2 separate regions of the Homo sapiens genome follow, and region 2 is linked to region 1. The links are chromatin contacts, found by Hi-C or POLR2A ChIA-PET in ENCODE. All regions are on one chromosome and are shown on one strand. The core of a region is the stretch at or near the end of the contact, and the rest is flanking DNA. Distances in the headings are between cores, read along the strand shown.

Region 1 (5,706 bases), core at 928-3,427:
GATGGGCTGATATAACTCATGATCACCCATCCGGACTGTGGACGTTCTTGTTTTTCAAACGTATTTGAATGCGTTTGATAAAAGCTGTAAATTTCTGGCTAGTCTGTAAATTGCAAGCATTCTCTTTGGGGCTTACATGTCTACTTCCCTTAGCTGGGATCAGCGACTTCTCTTGGGCCTTTCCTCCAGCAGGCTGGGTCCCCTCTCTGTACAGAAGTTAAAAGGATGTTGTCAAGCACAGAAAGGTAAAGTACGTGGAGAAGCAAGAGACTGAGGTTCTTGTCTTCTCTCCACCATTTAGTGGCCACGCAATCTGGATAAGTCACTTAACCTTACTGGATAAAAAATGCCTTCGCTACCGAAGATGGGAACTGGACCAAATAATCCCTTAGGCTCACTGCAAAACAGCAATACTTCTATCCAGCTGCTAAAATTTTGTACGATGTCTCTGGGCAGGATTATTGTCTTTTAACATTCCCTTCTTTTTTCAAATATTATACAATGATAATTTATTGCTAGTTAAAATTATTTAACCAAGAATTTGCACTATTAGTACTTCTTTTTTTCCCCAGCTAAAGAATTGCTGAAATGTTGGCATTACAAATTTAAGAATTTTTGCTAACATAACTCTGCTTTCCATATGTTATTTCAAAAATGGGCTGGGCATAGTGGCTCATACCTGCAATCCTGGCACTTTGGGAGTCTGAGGCAGGAGGATCGCTTGAGCCTGGGAGGTCGAGACCAGCCTGGACAACATAGCAAGACCCCATCTCTACAAAAAAAAAATCAGATGGGCATGTTGGCACGTGCCTGTGGTCCCAGCTACACAGGAGGCTGAAGCAGGAGGATTGATTGGGCCCAGGAAATCAAGGCTGCAGTGAGCTGTATTTGTGACACTGCACTCCAGCCTGGATGACACAGTGAGACCCTGTCTCAAAAAAAATTTTTTTAATGTAGTAAAATGTGTAGAATTAATGATCTTGATCCTAAATCATTAGCAACACTGTCAACTTGAAGCACTAGAACAGAAAAGAGAAGCTGTTCTCTGGTATCACAAAGGCCACCAAAACTCTTGTTTGCGGTTAGTGCTGTGAGAGGTTCAACTTTAGAGTCCCAAGTTCCTTGTGGGTTGTGAGACCACAGGCCAGTTTTTTAGTATCTCTTTTTTGCTACCTGTAAAAGGAGAGTTGCTTTATGAATTAAATAACTGCAAAGCTTTATAGATAGCGTCACACTGTAAAGGGTAGATATTTACCAGCATTTTATAAATTAATTGTGCTAACAGAAGGAAATTCTTTTCCAATATTTTTTTCTCTGATTAAAAATATTTTTATTTGTCATATCATAGTCTCTGGCTACAGATTGCCAAATACAAGCTGTTATTTTATTTGCAATAATTTTCATTATCTTAAATTCAAATCTCGATATAATGTGATACATTTGCTATGTTTTGATTCTTTAAAACAGGATGTTTTTATTAGAATAGTCGTACTCTAGCCACAGTAAGAATGAAAAAATTGAAAGACTCAAAAACAAGTCATCATTACTTTGTTTATTTTCATCCAAGTATAATACGTACTTGAATATCATCTCTAAAATACCATTTCTACCAAATGAATTTGTTCACTAGTGTGGAAATATAGAAGGGAAAATAAAATTAAGGAAACTTTTAAGGAATTATTAGAAGTTAGACGTGTGTTTTTGACAACAAAGCAGTGGAAATGCCTCAACACTGTGAACAATTTAATAGGGTAATATTTTAAAATCTATACTTTAATAAATATCAATTATATACACAATTAAGTTGGTTTTTCAAGAACCTGATCTAGACACAAAAACAAGGATGTGCAAATCCCAATTTAAATTTTTTTATTTCATTACATACAGAATATTTTACTAAAGTTGCTTAATATACAATCTCTCTCTTGTCGCTTTGAAGACCTTTGTCATGAAAACAATAATTCATTTGCCTGATATTTTGCAATAACATTCTTCTCAGTTATTATATTTAGTCTCATTACTGAATAAAATTTGTGTTCTCATGAAACAGTTTTCAGTGTCTTAGCAGTTTCTGGGGAACTCTGATGCATTAATCAGCTTGTCACTTGACTAGCCCATAGAGTGGTGTGCCATGCAGAAGTGAGAAGATGTGGCTTTCTCACTGCAAAGCTTCCCATCCATTAGACTTGTGTGTATCTTTTCTGTCAGGAAATGTTCTGCAGTTTTGAGATAAGATTGCTTCATGTCTGACTGCTTAGTTGGCAATGATCACAGCTTGTGAGTTCGGTTTCACCAAAAATGTCCGTGGACCTCACCTGTAAACTTTAATCCATGCACTTTTTTTTTCTTTGAGGTGTAGTCTTGCTCTGTTGCCCAGGCTGGAGTGCAGTGGCACGATCTCAGCTCACTGCAACCTCTGCCTCCTGGGTTCAAGCAATTCTCTGCCTTAGCCTCCCGAGTAGCTGGGATTACAGGTGCCTGCCACCATGCCGGGCTAATTTTTTGTATTTTTAGTAGAGATGGGGTTTCACCAGCTTGGCCAGGCTGGTCTTGAACTCCTGACCTTGTGATCCACCCCCTTGGCCTCCCAAAGTGCTGGGATTACAGGTGTGAGCCACCACACCCAGCCTATTCCATGTACTTCTTACTTTGCCTTCCCTGGGAAATCAGTTTCCTGGAATATACCAAGGGGCACATTCTACTCCTTTTGCAGCATTCCCAGAAAACCATCGGCGTCCATGCATATGTATACATGTTTGCATATGCATGAACATAGTCATTCATTCTGGCTTCCTTTTCGAGTGGCTTGCGTCATTCTGCCGTGTATTTCCAGAGATTTCCCAGAGATTCCCCAGCGCCCCTCTGATGACTGGCTTATTAGCTTTGCTTGCCTTCATGTCTCTGTATCAATTTCCCCCGTCACCTATCTGTATTCCTTGCACCTTTCAAAAGACTGCCATTTTAGTCCCTTCCCCCAAACCCTGCAAACAGGAATGAGCTATTGTTTCTGTGTTGTATCGTTCAGCTTTCTGGGATTCTGCCATACGGTCTAAGTTTGGAAGTGTTCAGAAAACCCTTCAACTCAATCCCAGTTTGTCTGCTCTTTCTTCATCGTGTCAGAACTGGCAATGGCGTTCTGGTGGCTTGGATGGATACCGCTTTACTGCCTGATATAGTTTGGCTGTGTCCCCACCAAAATCTCATCTTGAATTGTAGCTCCAATAATTCCCATGTGTTGTGGGAGGGACCTGGTGGGAGGTGAATTACAGGGATGGTTTCCCCCATACTGTTCTTGTGGTAGTGAATAAGGCTCCCAAGATCTGATGGTTTTATAAGGGAAACCTCTTTCACTTGGTTCTCGTTTTTCTCTCGTCTGCCACCATGTAAGAGATGCCTTTCGCGTTCCGCCATGATTGTGAGGCCTCCCCGACCAGGTGGAACTGTGAGTCAATTAAACCTCTTTTTCTTTATAAATTATCCGGTCTTGCATATGTCTTTATCAGCAGCATGAAAATGGACTAATAAACTGCACATCTTTCAGGAAGCCACTGACTTACCCAGAAGTTTGTCCACACATCTGGTCTACTCACCAATCAAGGCACATATGTTGTCAAACTAGCTCTTCATTGTCACTGGGGACAGAGAACCTATTTCAATTCTCCATCTATTATTAAAGACTGTTATTTCTCATAATTCGCTGGGCTCAGTTGAGATGTTCTTCTGCTCCAGTGAGTGCGTGCTATGGTCACTCCTGTAGCTGCATTTAGTTTCTGCTGAGGCAGCAACATTCAAGTTGAGGTTGGTCGTTCACACATCTGGTACCTCAGCTGGGTGATGGGACTGGCTCGGCCTCTGTTTCTTTTCTTTTTAAATTTTTTTTTTTTTTTCAGAGAGAGGGGTCTGCTCTGTGGCCCAGGCTGGGGTGCAGTGGTGCAGTCATAGCTCACTGCAGCCTTGAACTCCTGGGCTCAAGTGATCCTCCTGCCTCAGTCTCTCAAGTAGCTGGGACTACAAGCACACACCACCATGTCCAGCTAATGTTTTATTTTCTATAGAGATTGGGTTTTGCTGGCCTGGAACTCCTGGCCTCAAGCGATTCTCCTGCCTTGACCTCCCAAAGCACTGGAATTACAGGCATAGACCACTGTCTCCATGTGGTTTCTCACCATGTTATAGTCTAGCCTATAATAAATGGCTTCCAAGAAAGCGAAAGTGGAAGCTACAAGTTCTTTTAAGGCCTTGGCTTAGAAGTCTAGGTGAAGTGATGTCCCATCACTTCCATTATGTTCTCTTGGTCAAAGCAAGATACAGCATAGCCCAGATTCAAGGGGGAGAGAGATAGATTGATGAATCTTGATGAAAGGAGTGGCTTGCACATTCAGGGACTGTGGCAATTATTGGCAACCATCTTTGGAAATGATCTACCATTGCACCTAATCACCCTCACTGGTGGTCAAAACATCTTGTTTCTTCTCCTTTCCTAATTACTTTGACTACTCTGGCCAGAGATTTACTTCCCATTTTCACTGGGTCTTCAATCTACAAAAGCTAGTCCTCTCTTGATAATATGCCTCTTTTATACATATTCGACAGGGCATAGCAGTACCAGTGGGTATGCAGCAGAGATATCACTTATATAACAGCATTGGTAGTACCTTTGGTAATTATTTAAATAGTTCCTTTTGTGCTTAAATCTAATTAATTATTTAAAACAAAACAAAACAAAACAAAAAAACTGTAGACTTCTCAAGATGAATCTGTTTACATAGTCTTTACGAGAACCTGGAAACTTTGCTGTAGCTATTCAACTGTTCCTGTCATATAATCCTCTTCGCGTCATTTTATAAGAGGCACACATAACAGGAAGTTCGAGCTGACTACTTGCAAAATTAGCCTCCTTTTCCTAGAATTTTAATGGGTGTGAGATCTAAGAAATTTATAGTTGCTCTTCTGGAGCTGCTGCTTGAAGCAACTAGTTGGCTTTGTCCTTGGGGAAACCTGTCGAGCCTTTCTGTCTCATTATCTCTCAGAGTTTTCTCCTAATGGAATAGGACGATGGACCTTAATGGTTTATCCTTCTTTCCCCATCCCCTCTCCTCAGAGAGTGCTTCTTGAATTAAAAACAGGTAGGAGATCAGTCTTCATGTAGAAGTGTTTCTTCCTTTTTTATCTTTTTTATTCTCCTCCTTTTTTTTTTTTTTGAGACAGAGTCTCACTCTGCTGCCCAGGCTGCAGCGCAATGGCATGATTTCAGCTCACTGAAACCTCTGCATCCTGGGTTCAAGCAATTCTTATGTCTCAGCTTCCCGAGTAGCTGGGATTACAGGCATTCGCCACCATGCCCGGCAAATATTTTTTTTTCTGTATTTCTTAGGAGAGACGGGGTTTTGCCATGTTGGCCAGGCTGATCTCAAGCTCCTGACCTCAGGTGATCCACCCATCTTGGCCTCCCAAAGTGCTGAGCCACTGTATCCGGCCTATTCCCCTGCCTTTTGTTATTATTTTAGTTCTAGGGAAAATATTTTCCCTAGCACCAAAATAATTTTGGGTCAGTATTGCAGAGATAAATTTTAAAGCCATGTTTTATATATCTTTAGTATGAAAAGAAATTATTTACTATTTGCCCTTTTCTCAGTAGGAATATCATTATTCAGATGACAGAAAGGTATGGCCTTTCACCTCATTTTACAGATATTTTGAAACCTC
Region 2 (5,412 bases), core at 1,400-3,899, 250 kb before region 1:
TATGCCTGGTACATAGTACTTGCTCAATAAATATTTGCTCTTACTTTACTGCAACTACAACAGCTACTACTACTATGATCACCACCACCGTTACCTAAAGCAGATCAAGAGCAAAATCTCATGGAATATGTTAAAACCTTAAGCCAGGTAAAATGTTGCCCAAAATGGTCTTTTAAACTTGCCCTGCCCAGGATTCCTGACGTGTTCATAGTCTGAATTAATTGTACTCCAAAGGACTCAAAAGAACACCCAAAATATAGCTCTAGGTCCCAAGACAGTCTGGGAACCTCCACAAATATTCTAGGATTATCCTACTGCCAATGTACCTTCTCAATGAAGATCTGCTCCAGTTTCAGGCTAGCCTTGTAGCTCAATGTTATCACACATCTACTGATATTCCAGGAAAATAACTCTCTTATTTCCTGGAATACACAGTTTGGTGTGTATATAAATAGCTTTCTTCATTCCCCCAACCATCTCACTTGTTTATTATGAATTCTGGCAGGCATCCCTAGAATGGAGCCATAATTCCAGAAAAATCAGGAAGTGTTAATGAGAGAAGGGGAAAGTACTGGATTAAAGTTCAGCCTCCAGTACATTTTAAGCTCTCTGAAATTGTTTCCTCCCTCATAAAATGGGAATTATGTCTGCTTGGTCAACTTTACAACACTGGCATGGAGGCCTAGTGAGAACATGAAATGAAAACCATAACATAATAAAACATAAATATGACATAAAATAACACATAATACCTCTGTTAATGTAAAACATTTCTGAGATACTAATGATCTCACCATTCTGGTGTTCATTCTTCTCAAAGAATAAAAGAAACCTACAAAATTCTCCAAAATCGAGGAATATTACTCACAGGATATATTTTCCTTCAGTTTTATTGCCACTTCTACCACTTTTCAGAGTCATTCTGAAGATTTAACACGATCACATTTTTAATGAAAATAGTAAATTCAGTTTGAGGTCATAACACTTATATTCAATGAATGATTACTACAGACCAGTTGCTATGCTAGGAACTTTACACGCATGATCTTATGAAATTTCTTAAAACAGCACTCCAAGAAAGAAACTAAGTTGTCTCTGTTTTGCTCACGAAAAAATTAAGGCTCAAAGAATTCAAATAACTCACATAAGGTTTCATGGTCAATGTCAAGGCTAGGATTTGAATCCAGGCCAGTTTTCCTTTACATATATTCCTGGGGCACACCATTTACTGACTGATGACTCACTCTCTCCTGAAGACCAGCCTCACAGGGCTCATGACACCAGCCTGGACCTTCAGGGAAGCTCTCAGATAAGCCTCATCAACATCAAATCATGAATGTTCAGGGTCTATGAAATTTCACATAAACAACTATTTGACTATTCCTCAAAAATAATTCATATGCTCAATCCTTACTTTGTCTAGTAGCAATTATTTTTGCATCATCTTCATGTAGCAATCAAGACATGACACCCTATATATTACCCCATATATTATAAGAGCCAAATGCACTCTGGGTGAAATTATGTTAATGACATTAAAAGCACTGCATTTTTCTGGCTGCACCTGGTGGCTTACGCCTGTAATCCCAGCACTTTGGGAGACCAAAGTGGGCGGATCACTTGAGGTCAGGAGTTGGAGACTAGCCTGGCCAATATGGTGAAACTGTGCCTCTACTAAAAATAAAAAAATTAGCCAGGCGTGGTGGCGCACACCTGTAATCCCAGCTACTCAGGAGGCTGAGATGAGACAATAGCTTAAACCCCAGAGGTGGAGGTTGCAGTGAGCGGATATCATGCCACTGCATTCTAGCCTGGGCAACAGAGTAAGACTTCATCTCAAAAAACACAAAACAAAACAAATAAACAAAAAAAGCATTGCATTTTTCTTGAAACACACCTGGCATTCAAAGTCAGAAAAAATAAAGGAAAAGAAAATTGTATGAGATACAGGAAATTGTATGGAATCAGACAGACCTAGGCTCACAAATCCTAGCTCCCCCATTACATAGCTTTTTTTTTTTTTTTTGAGACAGGGTTTTGCTGTGTGACCCAGGCTAGAGTGCAGTGGCATGATCTCAACACACTGCAGCCTTGATCTCCAGGGCTCAAGTGATCGTCCCCCTTTAGCTCCCAGAGCAGCTGAGACTACAGTCACGTACCACCATGCCTGGCTAATTTTTTAATTTTTTTGTAGAGACAGGGTCTCACTACGTTGCCTAGGCTGGTCTTGAACTCCTGTGCTCAAGCGATCCTCACACCTAAGCCTCTCAAAGTCTTGGGATTACAGGCAGGAGCTACCATGCCTGGCTCCACTTGCTAGCTTTATCAGTTGACAAAGTTAATTACTTCAAGTTTCAGTTTCTTTGTCTATAAAATGAGAACTTTAGCATGTACACTTCGCTGAGTTGTTGTAAAGTTTAAACTTAACAGTACAGAAGGTGTAAAGCTCCTAGAACAGTGCTCAGTGGCTGCTTCTCTTCTATGCCAGTAAAAGATAACTATATGATAATGCTCACGAATGTGGCCAGAAGGAAACAGTTTCAGTTTCACTGAAATTACAGATAACCTGTCCACTGTCTAAACACTATTTAAAACACGTGTGGCCAGCAACACCGGCAAAACAGAAACTAAAGACTGGAAGTGTATTTCCCAAAAGAAATCACTGAGAGATGTAGTCATGACAACCCGAAACACTTTAGCACAGGGGAGGTACCTGAGCCAGATGCACAACATGAAATCTGAACAGACACCAGAGATGACTGGTATACCACATGCACTAAGGGGCAGAAACAAAAGCCTACTCTGTTCCTTAACTCTCAATTGCCCCAGGAGAATGGGACCTTGTCCTTCAAAGAGGCAGTTTGGGACAGTGGCTAGAAGTACCCATTATGGAGTCAGGTAGACCTAGGTCCAAAGTCTGCCTCTTCCACTCTGTCTAGTTCACTGACTTTGGGAGAGCTGCTGAAACTCTCTAATCGGCAATTTTCTCTAGGCAATAATAACGATAAACTCATAAAAATTCTACTTTAGGCTGGGCACAGTGGTTCATGCCCGTAATCCCAGCACTTTGGGAGGCTGAGGCGGGCAGATCACTTGAGGTCAGGAGTTCGAGACCAGCCTGGCCAACATGGGGAAAATCCATCTCTACTAAAAATACAAAAATTAGTCGGGTGTGGTCGTGCACAACTGTAATCCCCACTACTCAGGAGGCTGAGGCAAGAGAATCGTGTGAACCTGGGAGGCAGAGGTACAGGGAGCCTAGATCGCTCCTCTGCACTCCAGCCTGGGCAACAGAGCTAGACTCCATCTCAAAAAGAAAAAAAATACTTTATGAGGTGAAGTAGATATTTCTCTGTCTTTTTGTTTTTCAGAGTTGGGGGTCTCCATCTGTCACCCAGGCTAGAGTGCAGTGGCACAATCATAGATCACTGCAGGCTCAAACTCCTGGGCTCAAGCCAACCTCTTGAATAGCTGGGACTACAGGCGTGCACCACCACATCCTGCTGATTTTGTAATGTTTTGTAGAGACGAGGTCTCACTATGTTGCCCAGGCTGATCTCTAACTCTGGGCTTCAATCAATCCTCCCACCTTGGCCTCCCAAAGTGTTGGGATTAAAGGTGTAAGCCACTGTGCCTGGCCTATGAAGTACGTGTTTCTGTACCACCTCATATCAGTACTTACATGGCACATAATCAGTGATCTATAAAGAATCAATTATAGCCTAATAATAATAACAGTAAGTTATATGGGAAGGTTTGCTGCCTAAATGACATTCAGAATCTAGAGTCTTAGGGATTTGAGTCAATGTGAAAACAAAAAACCAAAATACAAAAAAACCCAAGAGCTTCTTCCTGGGCTGTGGTGGGCCAGTTTCCCATTGGTTTATTCCTGTTGTCATTTGAACCTTCCACCATTCCCTCAAAATTCCAACCCAGCCAGGAATCTTGGACAGTCAAAGCCACCCCTACAGGGTGTGAGAGGTGGAGGGTCAAGCCCAGCTCCAAGCTACCCCTTAGGTGACCCTGGGGCTCTGGTCAAGGTTTGGAAAGCCCCTAAACCCTACTGATAAAAGCAGTGCCAACAACATAATGCTTTATTTCCAGAAACCCCTTAAGACCCCTGCTTTCGGGAAAATGAAAGTCTCCTGGCAAGGTTCGCAGAAGTAGCCACATCTGGGATCGGTACCTAAAGACAGCACCATGAACTTCACATGTCAGCTCTCCATCAGCATCCTCCCAACCTCAGCAATGGTATTTCTAGCTCTATTGCAGAGTCTATTATTTTTACATTTCTGCCCTTGCGTGGATGTGCAAATTCCCAGTGCCTCACTTTTCACATGTGTTCTATGTCATTCGCTTTCAAAATAAAACATCGGCCGGGAGCAGTGGCTTATGCCTATAATCCCAGCACTTTGGGAGGCCGAGGCAGGCAGATCACCTGAGGTCAGGAATTCAAGACCAGCATGGCCAACATGAAGAAACCCTGTCTCTATTAAAAATACAAAAAAAAAAAAAAACATTAGCCGGGAGTGGTGGCAGGACCCTGTAATCCCAGCAACTCAGGAGGCTGAGGCAGGATAATTGCTTGAACCCAGGAGGCGGAAGTTGCAGTGAGCTGAGATCGTGCCACTGCACTCCAGCCTGGACAATAAGAGTGAAACTCTGTCTCAAATAAATAAATAAATAAATAAATAAATAAAACATCAGTATGAAAGAAAAATTAGCTTATATTAACTTATTAAAGAAAAGAGAGAAGTCCAAGATGAGTAAGAATCAGATCTGAAGATCTAAAAGGAAAAATACATTAATATCAGAGACTATTTGTTCTCAATACCCTTATGTGGATCAGTATACCCATTAGCTAAACTGCTAGTTAAATTAACATTAAATCCTGATTTATTTAAAATATCTCTGTATTGTTATTGAAGTACTTTCCTCCCCTACAAGGGTAACAGAATTTACCAACACAGTAAATTATTTATTTTTAAAGTCTAAGTAGGCCAGCTTTGGCAGCTCACGCCTGTAATCTCAGCACTTTGGGAGGCCAAGACGGGTGGATTGTTTGAGCCCAGGAGTTTGGAACCAGCCTGAGCAATGTGGCAAAACCTCATCTTTATAAAAAACACAAAAAAAGTAGCCGGGTGTGGTGGTGTGCACCTGTAGTCCCAGCTACTCAGGAGGTCGAGGTAGGAGGATCACCTGAGCCCCCTGGGGAGGTTGAGGCTGCTGTGAGCAATGATCACGCCACTGCACTCCAACCTGGGCAACAGAGCCACACCCAGTCTCAAAATAAAAAATAAGTAAATAAAAAGTCTAAAGGAACCAGTTGTTTTAAAAGTCGTAGTTAATGGTCAAAGTATGACGTAAGCCTGCAAAATGCAATGTAAATAATTAAAAATAGACATTACTTTC

What was found. A loop is a pair of places that touch in the nucleus more often than their neighbours do. ChIA-PET counts read pairs that join two places held with the same protein, here RNA polymerase II (POLR2A). Pooled maps may share reads with other maps.
Region 2: a pooled map shows a loop between it and region 1 (11-fold over the local background). The contact joins two enhancer-like sites. A Hi-C loop is called at or near these places in 1 of 168 maps with a recorded cell type or tissue (endothelial cell of umbilical vein), 7 of 37 single-sample maps with no recorded cell type and 5 of 50 pooled maps. POLR2A ChIA-PET finds 5 or more read pairs at or near these places in 2 of 52 experiments (AG04450 and activated CD4-positive, alpha-beta T cell).

The regions. Positions count from the first base shown.
Region 1 is chr10:17,505,807-17,511,512 of GRCh38, reverse strand. No RefSeq gene overlaps it. Among named protein-coding and RNA genes, the nearest start is that of ST8SIA6, 54 kb to the right of the region's middle. Within about 2 kb of position 2,177, at least 3 of the 41 ENCODE cell types and tissues checked have a DNase peak (open chromatin) inside an H3K27ac peak, as active enhancers do.
Region 2 is chr10:17,754,213-17,759,624 of GRCh38, reverse strand. The region is part of intron 1 of TMEM236 (transmembrane protein 236); the gene reads right to left. Among named protein-coding and RNA genes, the nearest start is that of TMEM236, 4.7 kb to the right of the region's middle. Within about 2 kb of position 2,649, at least 3 of the 41 ENCODE cell types and tissues checked have a DNase peak (open chromatin) inside an H3K27ac peak, as active enhancers do.